Regions from separate parts of the Homo sapiens genome. Here region 1 is linked to region 2. Evidence: read pairs that join two places in POLR2A ChIA-PET (ENCODE). Cell type or tissue: CD4-positive, alpha-beta T cell. All regions are shown on one strand. Links, peaks and the distances in the headings refer to the core of each region. The heading gives the core; the rest is flanking DNA.

What was found. Peaks named below come from ENCODE experiments on the same cell type or tissue, not always from the same donor. Only the 100,000 strongest peaks of a DNase experiment are listed, where the experiment ranks them.
Region 1: POLR2A ChIA-PET joins it to region 2 with 5 read pairs; 6 of 35 experiments call an interaction of 5 or more read pairs at or near these places.

The regions. Positions count from the first base shown.
Region 1 is chr17:1,600,818-1,608,910 of GRCh38, reverse strand. All of the region lies in intron 5 of SLC43A2 (solute carrier family 43 member 2), which reads left to right. It also overlaps the pseudogene RN7SL105P. Among named protein-coding and RNA genes, the nearest start is that of SLC43A2, 24 kb to the left of the region's middle. RefSeq lists an enhancer at 1,603-2,368. In CD4-positive, alpha-beta T cell, for the core only: no CTCF peak of the experiment used is centred there; a DNase peak (open chromatin) is centred at 1,370; H3K27ac peaks cover 383 bases; H3K27me3 peaks cover 415 bases.
Region 2 is chr17:1,371,819-1,379,911 of GRCh38, reverse strand. All of the region lies in intron 1 of YWHAE (tyrosine 3-monooxygenase/tryptophan 5-monooxygenase activation protein epsilon), which reads left to right. Among named protein-coding and RNA genes, the nearest start is that of YWHAE, 24 kb to the left of the region's middle. In CD4-positive, alpha-beta T cell, for the core only: no CTCF peak of the experiment used is centred there; DNase peaks (open chromatin) are centred at 4,121 and 5,271; H3K4me3 peaks cover 493 bases.

The DNA.
Region 1 (8,093 bases), core at 1,259-6,258, 230 kb before region 2:
CTAGTGTTCTTTCCGAGTGAGCAGGAGATCTTACCCTGGGGTTTTCAGGTCTCTACATGGTCCATGAGTAAGCTTCAGGAGAGCCGTGCACACCCTTGAAATTCCATGCCAACAAAGCGTGTGTAGGTGCTGCTCAGCTGTGTCTTTCTGGAGGGGAGGGTCCATTACTTTCACTGGCCTCTGGCAGGTCTGTGTGAAGGCTAAAAACCACTGCGGTGGCCGGGTGCGGTGGCTCACACCTGTAATCCCAGCACTTTGGGAGGCCAAGGTGGGTGGATCACCTGAGGCCAGGAGTTCAAGACCAGCCTGGCCAACATGATGAAACCCAATCTGTACTAAACATGCAAAAATTAGCCTGGGATGGTGGCATGTTCCTGTAATTCCAGCTACTCGGGAGGCTGAGGTGGGAGAATTGCTTGAACCCGGGAGGCGGAGGTTGCAGTGAGCTGAGATCGCACCACTGCACTCCAGCCTGGGTGGCAGAGTGAGACTCCGTCTTAAAAAAAAAAACAAAACACACAAACCACTGTGGCAGGAGCGTTTCTATTCACTCTTTGCTCTCCCACTGGAGGCAAAAAGCTACACAGGCTAGAGAGTGACCAGGCAAGAGAGTCACCTGATCACCATTTGAAGCGTTTGGCTACCAGAGGTCTGTCTAAGGGAGGCTGTTGGTTTGTTCTTCAAGGTTTTCATTTTTTGATCTAGAGCAGGAGTCAGCAAACCGCCATTGCCAGGCCAAATCCAGACCACTGCCTGTTTTTGTAAACAAAACTTCATGGGGTAGAGCTGTGCCTGTTTGCTCCTGTCTGTGGCTGCTTTTGTGGTATCTCATCAGAGTCAACGCAGTCGTGACAGAGGCCATATGGCTTGTAAAGCCCAAAAGGTCTACTGTCTTAGCCAGGCACACTAGCTCACGCCTGTAACCCCAGCACTTTGGGAGGCTGAGGCGGGTGGATCACCTGAGCTCATGAGTTTGAGAGCAGGCTGGCCAACATGGTGAAACCCCGTCTCTACTAAAAATGCAAAAATTAGCCAGATGTGGTGGTGGGCGCCTGTAGTCCCCACGACTCAGGAGGCTGAGGCAGGAGAATTGCTTGAACCCGGGAGGCAGAGGTTGCAGTGAGCTGAGATTGTGCCACTGCACTCCAGCATGGGTGACAGAGCGAGACTCTGACTCAAAAAAAAAAAAGTCTATTGTCTGGCCCTTTATGGAAAAAGTTTGCCAACCCTTGGTCCAGAGGCCCCAGGAAGCTGCTACGTCACTGTTCCTCGTCTGAGGGCATGTGCTGACACCCACCATTCACACCCACACCCTCTGGTTGCATGGGCCAGCTCTCCTTCTAAGTCATCTCTTTCTGCCTCCCCCCAGGGTGGAGGGAGTTCCATGGGCATTCCCCTGCCCCCTGAGGCCTCTGATGAGGGCTCCAGTGCCTGCTCCTTGAGAACAGACCCCAAAAGGGAAATGAGGTCAGTGAGGACAGGGCTGAAGCAGTTAAGCAACACTCTTGGGCTGACTGGGGCTTCTGCTGAGCAGAGCCGAATCTCATTCTGATACAACCCAGGACTTCAGAAAGCAGAACTGTCGGGATCAGCTCCCAGAGACGCCAAGCTCAGGGCACAATGGCACTTTCTGTTTGTGTCTCCCACCCGTGTTCTAATTTGGGGGACAAAGGAGTCTCCAGGGTCGCCTTTAGGAATTTCTAACTCCAATCTTCAACAACCATGTTGGGGCTGTGGATAATAGCTCTGTGATAACCCAGGACTCTAGGGGACGGCGCTGTGGAAGCCTTAATTCGGGGACTTCCTGGGTCCCGGGGCCTTTGTGCTGCATGGGCTGTGGTCTAAATACAGATGACCAGGGGCTGCGAGCTGTTACCCCCACTGGTAGGAGAGGGGGCTCCAAGCGGGCACACGCCTTTTCCTTGTAGTCCAGAAGGAGATGGCCATGAGCCATCCTTCCAGAGCCCAAGAGGTCGGCACCCATGGTGGTATTTCCCTCCCAAGTGGAGGCTCCGAGGGGCAAGGGTGGCTGTCGCGTCAGGTAGGCTGCCCAGTAGCCAGTGCTGGCTCTCCCAGGGCCCTGCAGCACAGGGCCTGGGCCATCGCGTGCCATCCGTGGAGGGCGGACGCCAGGTCACTCCATGGGGGCAGAGCACTCCCCACGGTGTGGATCCTCAGCCTCCCCCGGGACATCTGGACGGCACGCTCAGTGTTTGTTCAGTGCCTCGCGTTTGTACAGCCCTTTGCACTCGCTTCATCGGCTGGAGCACAAACACGGCCGGCGGCTGAGGCCGCATCTTGGGGTCGCCACCCTCCAACCCGGAGCCTGGGTTGCTTAGAGATGGGAGCAGCTGTAGCCAAAATTGTGAACCTGCCATTTCCACTCCATTACTCTGACCCCTGTCCCCGTGGGTGGGATGGGGATTTCTCAGCAGAAGCCACACAGAAAAGCGGGTTTCAAAATGTTGCCAGGCTCCCCGATGAGACATTTCTCTGTGGATTTTCCCTTTTGATTCCTTCAAGTCTGACTTTAAACCTGAGGAAGGCATGATTTCATGGGAGGTGGGATCTGAGGGAAGTGAAGAGGATAAACATCCCTCTTCAGATCCTGGAGAGGAGGGCAGGATGGCAGATGCCCCCAGAGAGGGGACAGGAGTTTAGTGCCGTGGCTCAGTAGACCCCGCGTCTGCAGCCAGGAGAGGGTCCCACGGTGGCCCCCGGCCAGCTCTGGAGGGTCCAGGAGAGGGTCCCGCGGTGGCCCCCGGCCAGCTCTGGAGGGTCTAGGTGCCTGGTGAGCGGGACTTGCCAGTGCCCAGTGCCTGCTGTGCCTCCCCACCTTCCTCTCTTTCTGTCCTGTACCTTGGGGAAGCTCAGGCAGTCAGCTACTTGCCATTGGTTTGGGGAGAATTTGCCATCTGAGGGTTCTGCCTCATGAATTTGCTGCAGTATGTGACCACGTTCAGACGGAAAGGGCAGCGGTATTGGCAGGACTGGACCCGGCCGGGAAGGCACAGGAGGTGGCCGGGGGAGGGGAGCACACCCTTCCCCTCCCTTCAGCACTGAAGCAGAAAGGTGACCACAAGGACCTTGTCCCGGGCAGCATGTGCTTGGAGGTGCCCGGTTGTTGTGGGTAGGAAACAGCCCAGCCTGGCAGAGTCTACCTGTGCAGTCTGGTTCCGGGATCCCGGCCTGTGCAGGTTGTACAGAACTCTGGGTGTGTACTCCAGCCACTTGGGGACAAGGCTCCCTCTGGAGGGGACCCGAGGGCCAGAATGCCAGCCCCCACCCACCACCCAGCTCCCCAGCCCCCACCCACCTCCCAGCTCCGCAGCCCCCACCCACCACCCAGCTCCCCAGCCTCCTGCAGGCCAGGGAGGACTCGGGAGTCCGTGGATGTGGAAAGTCAGGGCCGGGGGTGCCACGGTTGCCCCTTGTTTCTGCCTGCCAGCAATGCCATGGCCTGCCCTGGGCCAAAAGGCACGTACGTCCGGCATCTTAGAGAAGCTCCCGCGCCCGCACTGTCCCAGGGCCTTGGCCCTGCAGGCACTCCTGTCCGGTGGTCATGCTCTATGGCCAGAATGCCAGGGGAGGGGCCGCCTGCAGCTGCTGTTTTCCCCTCTGGGAAGGTCACACAGTCCGGCCTGTTTATGCTGCAGCCAGGGGGCTGAAAGAGAGAGAGTCACGGGCTTCCCTGTGTGACTGAGGCTGCGTGGAGGCAGTGAGTGAACAGCCCGGGCTGGCAGGACAGGTTGACCCGCACGGAGGCAGAGGCGGCGAGGGGGCTGTGGGAAGCACCTGAGGGCGGGAAGAGGGGCTTGCACTCCCACCTGTGAGTGTGGTGGTGAGTCAGGAAACAGCTCCGGCTTCCTGCTTGGCAGCAAAGCTGGTCCTTCCCCTCCTGGGGTCCTTCCCCTCCGCCAGCCCTCGAGGCCCGCGCTAGGGCGCTCTGCTCAGCGCTCAGCCCTCACTCCGGCACCGCGGCTTCGAACAGCCATTATGCGCAGCTGAGACCGGTGGAGGCAGGGAAGCTGGGGACGGAGTGAGCGAGAGGGGGAATGTGGGGAGTGACCCAGATGTCAGGATGACCTACGGGAGTCCACAGGCAAATGCAAGCCCATCCGATGCTGTGGCGCTGGACCATGGGGAGGTCAGCCGAAGGCAACAGCAGGAGGTGAGGGCAGGGGGCAGATGGGTCTAAAAGGAGCTTCAGAAGGAATGTAAGCCATCTCTAGTTGGGGACTGGGCATTGTGGTATCCCCCTGTAGTCTCAGCTGCTCAGGAGGCTGAGGTGGGCAGATGAGTTGAGCCCAGGAGTTCTGCACAATAGCGTGCTGTGTTGATGAGATGTCTACACTAAGTTCAGCATCAGTGTGGTGACCTCCGGGGGGTGAGGGACCCCCAGGTTGCCTAAGGAGGGCTGAACCGGCCCAGGTCAGAAACAGAGCAGGTCAAAAGTGTCCTGCTGATCAGTAGAGGGATCATGCCTGTGAATAGCCACTGCGCTCCAGCCTGGGCAATACAGCATGACCTCATCTCCAAAAACAAATTTAAAAAAATGACCGGGCGCGGTGGCTCACGCCTGTCATCCCAGCACTTTGGGAGGCCGAGGCGGATGGATCACCTGAAGTCAGGAGTTCGAGACCAGCCTGGCCAACATGGCGAAACTCCATCTCTACTCAAAATACAAAAAAAAAATTAGCTGGGCATCGTGGCGTAGTGGCACATGCCTGTAATCCCAGCTACTCGGGAGGCTGAGGCAGGAGAATCGCTTGAACCAGGGAGGTGGAGCTTGAAGTGAGCTGAGATTGTGCTGCTGCACTGTAGCCTTGGCGACAGAGTGAGGCTCTGTCTCAAAAAATAAATAAGTAAATGAATGAAAAATAAACCTCTAGTTGAAGGGCGCAGATTGGATCTTAATAAGGCACATGTAAAAGCCGTGGGATCCAAACTGAAGTGTGTATTGGCCGGAGCCACAGGAGACTCCAGAGAGGCAGCGTGGCCTGGGGCCTACACACAGAGGCTTGGCCTGGCTTGAATCCCCAATCTGACCATTACTAGCTTGGGGGAGTCCCTTGACTTTTCTAATCTTTAAGTTTTTGTTTTGTTTTGTTTTGTTTTGTTTTTTGAGGCAGAGTTTCACTCTTGTTGCCCAGACTGGAGTGCAATGGCGCGATCTCAACTCACTGCCACCTCTGCCTCCTGGGTTCAAGCGATTCTCCTGCCTCAGCCTGCCGAGTAGCTGGGATTACAGGTGCACGCCACCACGCCTGGCTAATTTTTTGTATTTTTAGTAGAGATGGGGTTTCACCGTATTGGCCAGGCTGGTCTCGAACTCCTGACCTCAGGTGATCCCCTGCCTCGGCCTCCCAAAGTGCTGGGATTACAGGTGTGAGCCACCGCGCCCGGCCTCATGGTGTTTTTTGACCAATAAAAGTTTTTAAATAGGTGGTCAAAAGTGTGTTTCAGCTTTTAGGGAGTACCTAGCATTTGTGTCAAATGAAACCTCTCTGAAGAGAACATGAAGGATGACCTTGACCAGTGAAACCCAAAGCATAAACATCCTGACAGCAGTCAATGTGTGGTCACAACAGAATAACAAGGACAGGAGAAGAAAGGCCATCTCTGTGGACACTAATTATTTATTTAAAGGGGAATACTAATTTGTGTTTTATCCTGTAGTCGGCTTCCTTTTCTTCCTCCCAGAGCTGTGGTTCCTGCCAGAGGACACTTCCCTCGTTGGCTATGCCCAGGAGCAGCTTGACCAGAAGATTTTCCCTGTTATGAAGTCATAACACATATCATAATAGTAACTATTGTTAATACCTACCCTATTTATGATCTTTAAAACCCTCGGCCGGGCGCAGTGGCTCACGCCTGTAATCCCAGCACTTTGGGAGGCTGAGGCGGGTGGATCACCTGAGGTCAGGAGTTCGAGACCAGCCTGGCCAACATGGTGAAACCCTGTCTCTACTAAAAATACAAAAATTAGCCGGGTGTGGTGGCGGGTGCCTGTAATCCCAGCTACTTGGGAGGCTGAGGCAGGAGAATCGCATGAACCCGGGAGGTGGAGGTTGCGGTGAGCCGAGATTGCACCATTGCACTCCAGCCTGGGCAATAAGAGCGAAACTCCATCTCAAAAAAAAAAAAAAAAACTGAAAAAACAAAACACCATGAATTAAGAAGTTAAATGACAAACTAGGAAAATTTATTCATAGTATATAGAACTGTGAATGTCTTCATTTTATTTTATTTTTATTAATTTTTGAGACAAGAGTCTCGCTCTGTCGCCCAGGCTGGAGTGCAGTGGCACAATCTCGGCTCATTGCAACCTCTGCCTCTGGGGTTCAAGCGATTTTTCTGCCTCAGCTTCCCAAGTAGCTAGGATTACAGGTGCCTGCCACCATGTCCGGCTAATTTTTGTATTTTTAGTAAAGACGAGGTTTCACTATGTTGGCCAGGCTGGTCTCAAACCCCTGACCTCAGGTGATCCGCTTGCCTCGGCCTCTGAAAGTGCTGGGATTACAGGTGTGAGCCACCGTGCCCGGCCTGTGAATGAATGTCTTTAATACATAAAGAGCCTTCACAAAATCAATATACAAAGATTGGCCGGGTGCAGTGGCTCATGCCTGTAATCATTGCAGTTTGGGAAGCCAAGGTGGAAGGATCGCTGGAATCCAGGAGTTCAAGACCAGCCTGGGCAATAGAGTGAGACCCTGTCTCTATAAAAATAATTAAAACAAAGCTGAAGGAGACCTTGCTATGCAGCCCCCTGCCGCTTGTGCACCCTTGTCGACCCACACGCACCTTCAGGAGGGCGGCGCACACCTGGGGTAGTCACAGTGCAGGACTCTGGCTCAATAGCGCCTTTGCATTGGTTTGGACCTTCGGGAGGGCGGTACACGTCTGGGGTAGTCTCAGTGCAGGACTCTGGCTCAATAGTGCCTTTGCATTGGTTGGGACCTTCGGGAAGGCAGTGCATGCCTGGGGTAGTCTCGGTGCAGAAGGACTCTGGCTCAGTAGCACCTTTGCATCAGTTTGGACCTTCGGGAGGGCGGTGCAGAAGGACTCTGGCTCAATAGTGGCTTTGCATCGGTTTGGACCTTCCGGAGGGTGGTACACGCCTGGGGTAGTCTCAGTGCAGGACTCTGGCTCAATAGCACCTTTGCATTGGTTTGGACCTTCGGGAGGGCAGTACATGTCTGGGGTAGTCTCAATGCAGGACTCTGGCTCAGTAGCGCCTTTGCATTGGTTTGGACCTTCGGGAGGGCGGTGCATGCCTGGGGTAGTCTCAGTGCACGACTCTGGCTCAGTAGCGCCTTTGCATCGTTTTGGACCTTTGGGAGGGCGGTGCATGCCTGGGGTAGTCTCGGTGCAGAAGGGCTCTGGCTCAGTAGCGCCTTTGCATCAGTTTGGCCTTGGCTCCCAGCACTGGTTGTTTCCAGCGGGGTTGTCGGCTGTGTGAAGCAGGCCGTGTGCCTCTCTGGCTGTGGGGCTCTGTTCGGTGGTGTAGCAGGCCTGAGTGCTTATTAGCCATCTCGGGATCCAGGGAACATTTGGGTTTTCCCAGCTACACCTGGAAACTTGGCGGGCATATGGGAATGAGATTCTACCACTCTGGAAGATTCATGCCCACAGGTTTCATTGCAGTTTGCTGATGGTCCGCAAGCCTGAAATTAGCGTGTGGAACAGACCCCTTTGGTAGCAGTCTAGTGCCAGCTCAGACCTACGAAGAATTAAAAATCTGCAAACTTCCACTATTTTCAATGTCTTAAGGGAAATAAATGCAGCATTTTTGCATTTCTGACATTTTACTTAAAACAAACAAACAAACAAACAAACAAACACCACCAAACTGGGAGGGGTGGAAAATCAGTCGCTACCACAACAACCCTATGGAGGCAGCAAATATGCAACGCGATTCTTGTATTCAGATGTTATCTTTTCTTTCGGTATCTCTAGGTAAAATCTCAAGGGTAAAATGTTAGTTGTCAACATTGAGGGTCCTGAAACCTGATTCCTCACTCAGAGGAACAGTGTGGAAAAAAAAAAAAAAGTCTGGGCGCAATGGTTCACGCCTGTCATCCCAACACTTT
Region 2 (8,093 bases), core at 1,230-6,229:
TTTTCTGTTTACAGCATTCTGGTTCTTTCACCGTACTGAACACAAAGTATAATTTACATGTCAACCAACTAATCCTGTTCATTTTACACAATTTTAAATCTTTGCTTAAATTAAAACAAGTTCCAGGAGTGTTTCCTAAATCTTGTCCAACTGTTTACCTCAAGTACTCCTTCCTTCATAACTCATCGTAACACGCTCCAGGGTACATCCCAGCCTTTTGCTCATCTTAATTGAGTAGAACTAGTGATCACTATTCTTGCATTTTGTTTTTCTAAGAAAATATGATTTAAGACTCCTCAAGCTACAGATTTGACATTTTGTTACATTCTTAGATTCTTTCCATGTTATTTACTATTAGAATTAGTGTAGTTGATAGTTTTTTTCGTCATTCGAATTAGAAGTTTTGCATGTATGAAATCTTCTTTTGAGGCAGAGTCTTGCTTTCTTTGCCCAGGCTGGAGTGCAGTGGCGTGATCACAGCTCATTGCAGCCTTGACTTCCTGGGCTCAGTTGATCCACCCACCTCAGCCTCCAGAGTAGCTGGGACTATAGGTGTGTGCCACCACGCCCGGCTAATTTTTTATATTTTAGTAGAGATGGAGTTTTGCCGTGCTCCCCAGACTGGGCTTAGACTCCTCAGCTCAAGCAGCCTGCCCGCTTCATCCTCCCAAAGTGTTGGGATTACAGGCGTGAGGCCATGTAAAATCTGAAGTGTGTCTTAACATCCCATAGGGCTCTTAGGTGATTTGGAAGTACACTGACATGAGTATAGTCAACCTTAAAGTGATGACATCGCAAACTTTAAGCAGGCTTCAAGCAGCTGAATTAATTATGATAAAATTAAAATTGCCAAATTTGGGCAGAGATTTAATGTTTAAAAACCAGTATAATTCAGGTTAGCCATCTGAGAATGTTTTGTAACTTTCTTGGGGATCATACTGAATTTCTTTTTTTTTTTTTTTGAGACAGAGTTTTGCTCTTGTCGCCAGGCTGGAATGCAATGGCATGACCTTTGCTCATTGCAACTTCCTTCGCCTCCCAGGTTCAAGCGATTCTCCTGCCTCAGCCTCCCGAGTAGCTGGGATCACAGGTGTGTGCCACCATGCCCAACTAATTTTTGGTATTTTTAGTAGAGACGGGATTTCACCATGTTGGCCAAGGCCGGTCCTGAACTCCTAACCTCAGGTGATCCACCCGCCTTGGCCTCTCAAAGTGCTGGGATTACAGGCGTGAGCCGCCGTGCCTGGCCTGTACTGAATTTCTTTTATAGTAAACGAGTAGTATTGCTCCTGAAATGGTCTGAGTCAGGCTTTTTAGACATGCTTTTTAGTACAGAACTGATGCTTCCCAGATTATTTGTCAGTGTGATAGAGAAGGTGCGTGATAATCGTTTTAGAAAAAATTTTGCTCCATCTTTATATTTCTGAATAGTAACAAGAGAGTTGTCATGTGACTAGCAAGATATTGGGACCTTTTAGAAATCAGTAAGGCAGAATGTTGATTGTCATGAATTATCTGTGAATTGACTATGTTTAGTGATTGTCAAGCTTTTGCCTAATTTTATTCATTCCTTGGAGGTTGTCCAAGCTGAATCAGATTATTTGAAAGCCACACAATTCCTGAGCATTCTCATATGTCAGCCTTCTGCAGAAATGTCCTCAGTTATTTCATGGGGTCAGAAGTATCCAATTGAAGACTGCTTCTCACATGTAAATCTAGGCATACATTTTCTGTGATGACTCCTTTTTAAGAAAATATCCGCAAGGTAAATTTCTTAGTAAGTAGCACCTTGTAAGTTTCTCTCCAACAAACTTGCATACTATCCCCTCCAAACCATAAAAACAATTTGAGACTTTTATTTTGAGACGGAGTCTCACCTCTGTTGCCCAGGCTGGAGTGCAGTGACGCGATCTTGGCTCACTGCAACCTCCGCCTCTCGGGTTCAAGCAATTCTCCTGCCTCAGCCTCCCGAGTAGCTGGGATTACAGGCACCCGCCACCATGCCCAGCTAATTTTTGTATTTTTAGTAGAGACGGGGTTTCACCATGTTGGCCAGGCTGGTCTCGAACTCCTGACCTCAGGTGATCCACCTGCCTCGGCCTCCCAAAGTGCTGGGATTACAGGCATGAGCCACTGCTTCCAGCCAGGAAGTCTTTACATAGTAAGACATTTGAGTTTGATCCAGAGGGATGATGTTTCCTAGGAAAAAGGAAAGGTCATTGGCTAATTGATTAGCCTTTATATAAAGCAAGCTCAGGACCTTTCCAGAACCTAAGTGACTGAACTCTTTCTTTTTGAGAGACAGAGTCTTGCTCTGTTGCCCAGGGTGGAGTGCAGTGGCATGATCATAGCTCACTGTGGCCTCGGACTCCTGGGCTCAAGCGATCTTCCTGTCTCAGCTTCTGGAGTAGCTGGGACTGACTACAGGTGTGAGCCACATTTCCGGTTCTGACAGAACCTTTTTATGTCAGTGCCTGATGCTGTGCCCTTTTCTTCCCTTGGTGTGATTGCTTTTACTGTTCTTGGGCTAAGGAATTTGTTTCTGTGAGCACTCTGGTTGCAAAGTCATTGAAGTGTGATGGCTAAAAGCTCAGACTCTTAAGTTAGATTGTCTGGGTTTGAGTTTGGGTTTTACCATTGTGTGACTTTAGGAACATTACTCTTAGCTTCATTTTTCTGCCCTTAAAATCAGGATTAGGGCCGGGTGTGGTAACCCCTGCCTGTAATCCCACCACCTAGGGAGGCCGAGGCAGGTGGATCACCTGAGGTCAGGAGTTCGAAACCAGTCTGGCCAACATGGTGAAACCCTGTCTTTACTAAAAATATAAAAATTAGCCGTGCACGTTGGCGGGCACCTGTAGTCCTAACTACCAGGGAGGCTGGGGCAAGAGCATCACTTGAACATGGGAGATGGAGGTTGCAGTGAGATTGCACTTCAGCCTGGGCAACAGAGCTAGACTCTGTCTCAAAAAAAAAAAAAAAAGTTAGGGTTATGACCCTGTGTGCTTTGGTAAGAGGAACATTAATCCTGTCAGCCAGTACAGAACCTGCTCGTTTTTCCCATGGCAGATTCTGAACAGTTTGCTTTTTTCCTGACCCTGAATTTCATTAGGAGCTGTAAATTGTGCCTTGTGACTTGTCAGCCTGATAGTTGGAGACCTGCTCCTTTTATGATTTTGTACTTTGTGTTTATCAGAAACTGTTGAAGCTCAGCAGAGACTTGTTTTACTACCTGGCAAGGACAGTCTTGGGAAAATCAGGTTTACTGGGATGTTGATGTAAAGATATTAGAGGTATGAAACTAAGCTTTTTGTATTCAGGAGGCTGAGGTGGGAGGATTGCTTGAGCCCAGGAGTTGGAGACCAGCCTGGGCAACATACAAAGACTCCCGTCTCTTTAAGAGAAAAGAATAAAGTAAGCTTTTTTTGGGAGAGGGGTGAACCTCTAGGTGGAAAAAGAAATGCGTTTTAAGCAGGAGTGAACTTCTTTCCTTCTTTTCTTTTCTTTCTTTCTCTCTCTTTCTTTTTCTTTCTTTCTGTCTGTCTGTCTGTCTTTCTTGTCTTTCTGTCTGTCTTTCTGTCTTCGTTCTTTCTCTCATGGTGGCAGACGCCACCATGCCTGGGTCTCAACCACATTTTAGTATGTGAAACTTGTTTCTCTGGTAGAGTCACTGAAACCAGTTATTTCCCCTCTATTGTCACAGAAGCAAACAAAAGGATCCTCGTACAGATGCATTCAAATAAATATTCAAATCTGAGGCAATATGATTAAATCAAAGCACAACTCAAGTCAGATTCCCTGAGTTGTAGTCCACTGGCTTTGTGATCTGGAACAAGTTTAACCTTCGTGTTCTTCAGTATATGGAGATATTCTAAAATGGGATAATACTGGTACCCACTTCAGAGGTCTGTTGAGAAGATTAAGCACATTAATACAGCGAAGCATTTGGAACAGTGCCTATTTTAGCATGGGGGGTTTTATTTGTGAATAAGTCTGTTGAATGAACAACATAGTTGAAATGGGGTGTTTTATTTATGAATTAGTCTGTTGAATGAACAACATAGTTGAAAGAACACAACCACAAACCAAACCTCAGTTAACAAGTCAAGGGGAAAAACTTGTGACTCTACTGGCAGCAGCAGATGATGGGTGTCCCAGACACAAGCTGGTTCCATGTGGTGGATCTGTGTCTAGGCTATTACCATACAATGAAGGGAAACTTACTTGGAACTAAAGAGACTTAACTATGTTTAATTAACTTGTGAGGAGTATGTTTTTCAGAGTGGCGATTTTAATCACCCACCCTTGTCCCCAAACCATGAAAAGTCCCAGAAATTCGATTTTGTTACTCAAAATTACTGTAGCAAAACTGCCCGTGGATCCAAAAGAAGTGATTTCAACCATTTCAGTTTTTTGGTTCTTAAATTGCGATCCCACCTGCTGCAAACACATGACAGCCTTCCCCCACCCGTGAAATGCCCACATCCCACTGATAAAATACTTGCCGCAAAGGTGATTTCAGGAAATGCTAGTTGTGTTGAGGGCCTTTATGTGAATATAATGGTTGGAGTTCATCCTCTACTGAGGGAGGGCTGAAGGGTGTAGTTAGTCTAGAGTTTTGGATAAATCAGCTTTTCTTATATAGTTTTGGGGTACATTATCATTAGTATTATGTTTCTGTTGCTGGTGTTAAAAGGATAAAGATGACAGTGATATTGGAAGAGAGTGTCATTGTAGTCGTTATTTGTACAAACTGGTACAAAGCACTGGTCGTAGAATGTTTGGAGAGATTGAGAAGTTGACTTTCCATACTCTTGAAGGAGTGATGTGCTTGGTAGTGTGCACCTATAGTCCCAGTTACTTGGGAGGCTGAGGTGGGAGGATCACTCGAGGCCAGGAGTTTAAGGCTACATAGTGCGCTGTGATCATGGGCCTGTGAATAGCCACTGCACGACATACAGTCAGGGCAACGTAGTGAGACCCTGTCTCTTGAAGCAATAGAAGTGTCTCCTGACTCAATGCTACTTCTGTTCCTTAATCTGCTACCTTAAGGGATGCAGAGGGGGTTGGGGGAATTAAGAGGAGTCAGTGGGGTTTTAAAAATGAACAACTCCTACATACCAATAATGAAAAGACAAATAATTAAATATTTGGCAAAGTGTTTGAATAGATATTTCTCCAGAGAACATACGCAAAAGGCTCATAAGCACATGAAAAGGTGTTCAACACTATTAGTTATCAAGGAAATGCAAATCAAAACCACAAAGAGATACAGCTTCACACCCACTAGGATGACTAGTTTAAAGAATAACTAACAAGTGTTCCTGAGGACGTGGCCAGATTAGAATCCTGTGTTGCTGGTGGGAGTGTAAAAACGGTGCCGCTCCTGTAGAAAAGTTTGGGATGTCCTTCCTCAAAAAGCTAGTTACCATGTGATCCTGAAGTTCCTTCTAGGTGTATACTGAAGTGAACTGAAAGCATTTATTCATACAAAAACTTAAAGAACGTTCGTAGCAGCATTGTTTATAATAGTCCAAAAATGGAAACAACCCAAATGTTCATTAACTAACGAATGGATTTTTTTTTTTTTTTCCTGAGACCAAGTCTCGCTCTGTTGCCAGGCTGGAGTTCAGTGGCACGATCTCGGGTCACTGCAACCTCCGCCTCCCGTGTTCAAGCAGTTGTCCTGCTTCAGCCTCCCGAGTAGCTGGGATTACAGACATTCGCCTAGACATCATGGCAGCCTAATTTTTGTATTTTTAGTAGAGACGGGGTTTTGCCATGTTTTGGCCAGGCTGGTCTGAACTCCTGACCTCAGGTAATCCACCTGCCTCCCAGAGTGCTGGGATTGTAGGCGTGAGCCACCGCACCTGGCCTAATGAATGGATTTTTAAAGCATAGTATATCCATACAGTAGGTGAAGTACTGATGCATGCTACACTAGGCATGAAACTTGAGACCATGCTATGGGAAAGAAGCCAGTCACAGCCGACTCCATACGGTAGGTTGTGTTGGGAAAGAAGCCAGTCATGGGAGGCTCCATACTGTATGGCTCTGTTCGTAGGTACACCCTGTTTGATTGTGCTTCACAGATACTACATTTTTACAGAACAAATGGAAGGTTTCTGGAACCCGCTTTGAGCAAGTCTGTTGGTGCCATTTTCCAACAGCAGGTGCTCACTTCTTGTCTCTGTTCACATTTTGGTACCTTGTGCAGTATTTCAAACTTTTCTTTTTTTTTTTTGAGATGAAGTCTCACTCTGTCACCCAGGCTGGAGTGCAGTGCCACGATCTCTACTCACTACAAGCTCCGCCTCCCGGGTTCACGCAATTCTCCTGCCTCAGCCTCCCGAGTAGCTGGGACTACAGGCGCCCGCCACCATGCCTGGCTAATTTTTTATTGTATATTTAGTAGAGACGGGGTTTCACCGTGTTAGCCAGGATGGTCTCCATCTCCTGACCTTGTGATCTACCCTTCTTGGCCTCCCAAAGCGCTGGGATTACAGGCGTGAGTCCACCTCGCCCGGCCTCAAACTTTTCATTACATGTTAATGGTGGTTATCTGTGATCAGTAATCTTTGACGTTACTATTGTAATTGTTTTGGGGATCCGTGAACTGAGGGAAATTAATTGATAGATGTGTGTATTCCTTTTTTTGCTTGTTTTTTGAGACTGAGTTTCGCTCTTGTTGCTTAGGTTGGAGTGTAAGGGCGCCATCTTGGCTCACCGCAAGTTCCGCCTCCTGAGTTCAAGCGATTCTCCTGCCTCAGCGTCCCGAGTAGCTGGGATTACAGGCACGCGCCCCCATGCCTGGCTAATTTTTTTGTATTTTTAGTAGAGACAGGGTTTCTCCATGTTGGTCAGGTGGTCTCGAACTCCCGACCTCATGTGATCTGCCCGCCTTGGCCTCCCAAAGTGCTGGGATTACTGCGTGAGCCACCATGCCTGGCCTGTGTTCTTTTACTATTAATTTTTGGAGACAGGGTCTCACTCTGTCACCCAGGCAGGAATGCTCACTGCAGCCTTGACCTCCCAGGCTCCAGCAATCCTCCTGCCTCGGCCTCCTGAGAAGCTGGGACGACAGGCACACATCACCATGCCTGGCTAGTTTTTGTATTTTTTGTAGAGATAGGGTCTCACCTGTTGCCCAGGCTGGTCTTGAACTCCTAGGCTCACATGATCTTCCTGCCTTCGGCCTCCCAAAGTATTGGGATTACAGGCGTGAGCTCTTGTTTGTGTTCTGACTCCCTGTCTCTCTCCCTCCCGTTAGGCTTACCTATTACCTGAAACATAACAATATTTAAATTAGGCCGATTAACAACCCTGCAATTGCTTCTAAGTGTTTAAGAGAAAGGAAGAGTCCCAGTCTCTCACTTTAAATAAAAAGGTAGAAATGATGAAGCTGAGTCAGGAAGGCTACCTTAAAAGCCGAGACACGGTCTGAAAGCTGGGCCTCTTGCACCACAGTTGTGAATGCAAAGGAAAAGTTCTTCAAGGAGATTAAAAAGTGCTAGTCCAGTGAACACAGCAATGATGAGAAAGCAAAACAGCCTTCTTGCTGACAGAAAGTTTTGGTGGTCTGAATAGAAGATCAAACCTGCCATACTATTCCCTTAAGCCAAAGCCTAATTCAGACCAACCCTCTAACTCTCTTCAAATTTAAGAAAGCTGAGAGAGGTGAGAAAGCTACAGATAGAAAGCTGGAACCTAGCAGAGGTTGGTTAGTAAGGTTTAAGGAAAGATGCCATCTCCATTACTTAAAAAGTACAAGGTCGGCTGAGCGCGGTGGCTCACGCCTGTAATCCCAGCGCTTTGGGGGGCCGAGGCGGACGGATCACGAGGTCAGGAGTTTGAGACCAGCCTGGCCAACATGGTGAAACCCTGCCTGTACTAAAAATACAAAAAATTAGCTGGGCGTGGTGGCAGACGCCTGTAATCCCAGCTACTCGGGAAGTTGAGGCAGGAGAATCGCTTCAGCCCAGGAGACGGAGGTTGCAGTGAGCTGAGACGTTGTGACAGCACTCCAGCCTGAGCGACAAAGTGAAATTCTGTCTCAAAAAAAAAAAAAAAAAGTACAGGGTCAAGTAGCATGT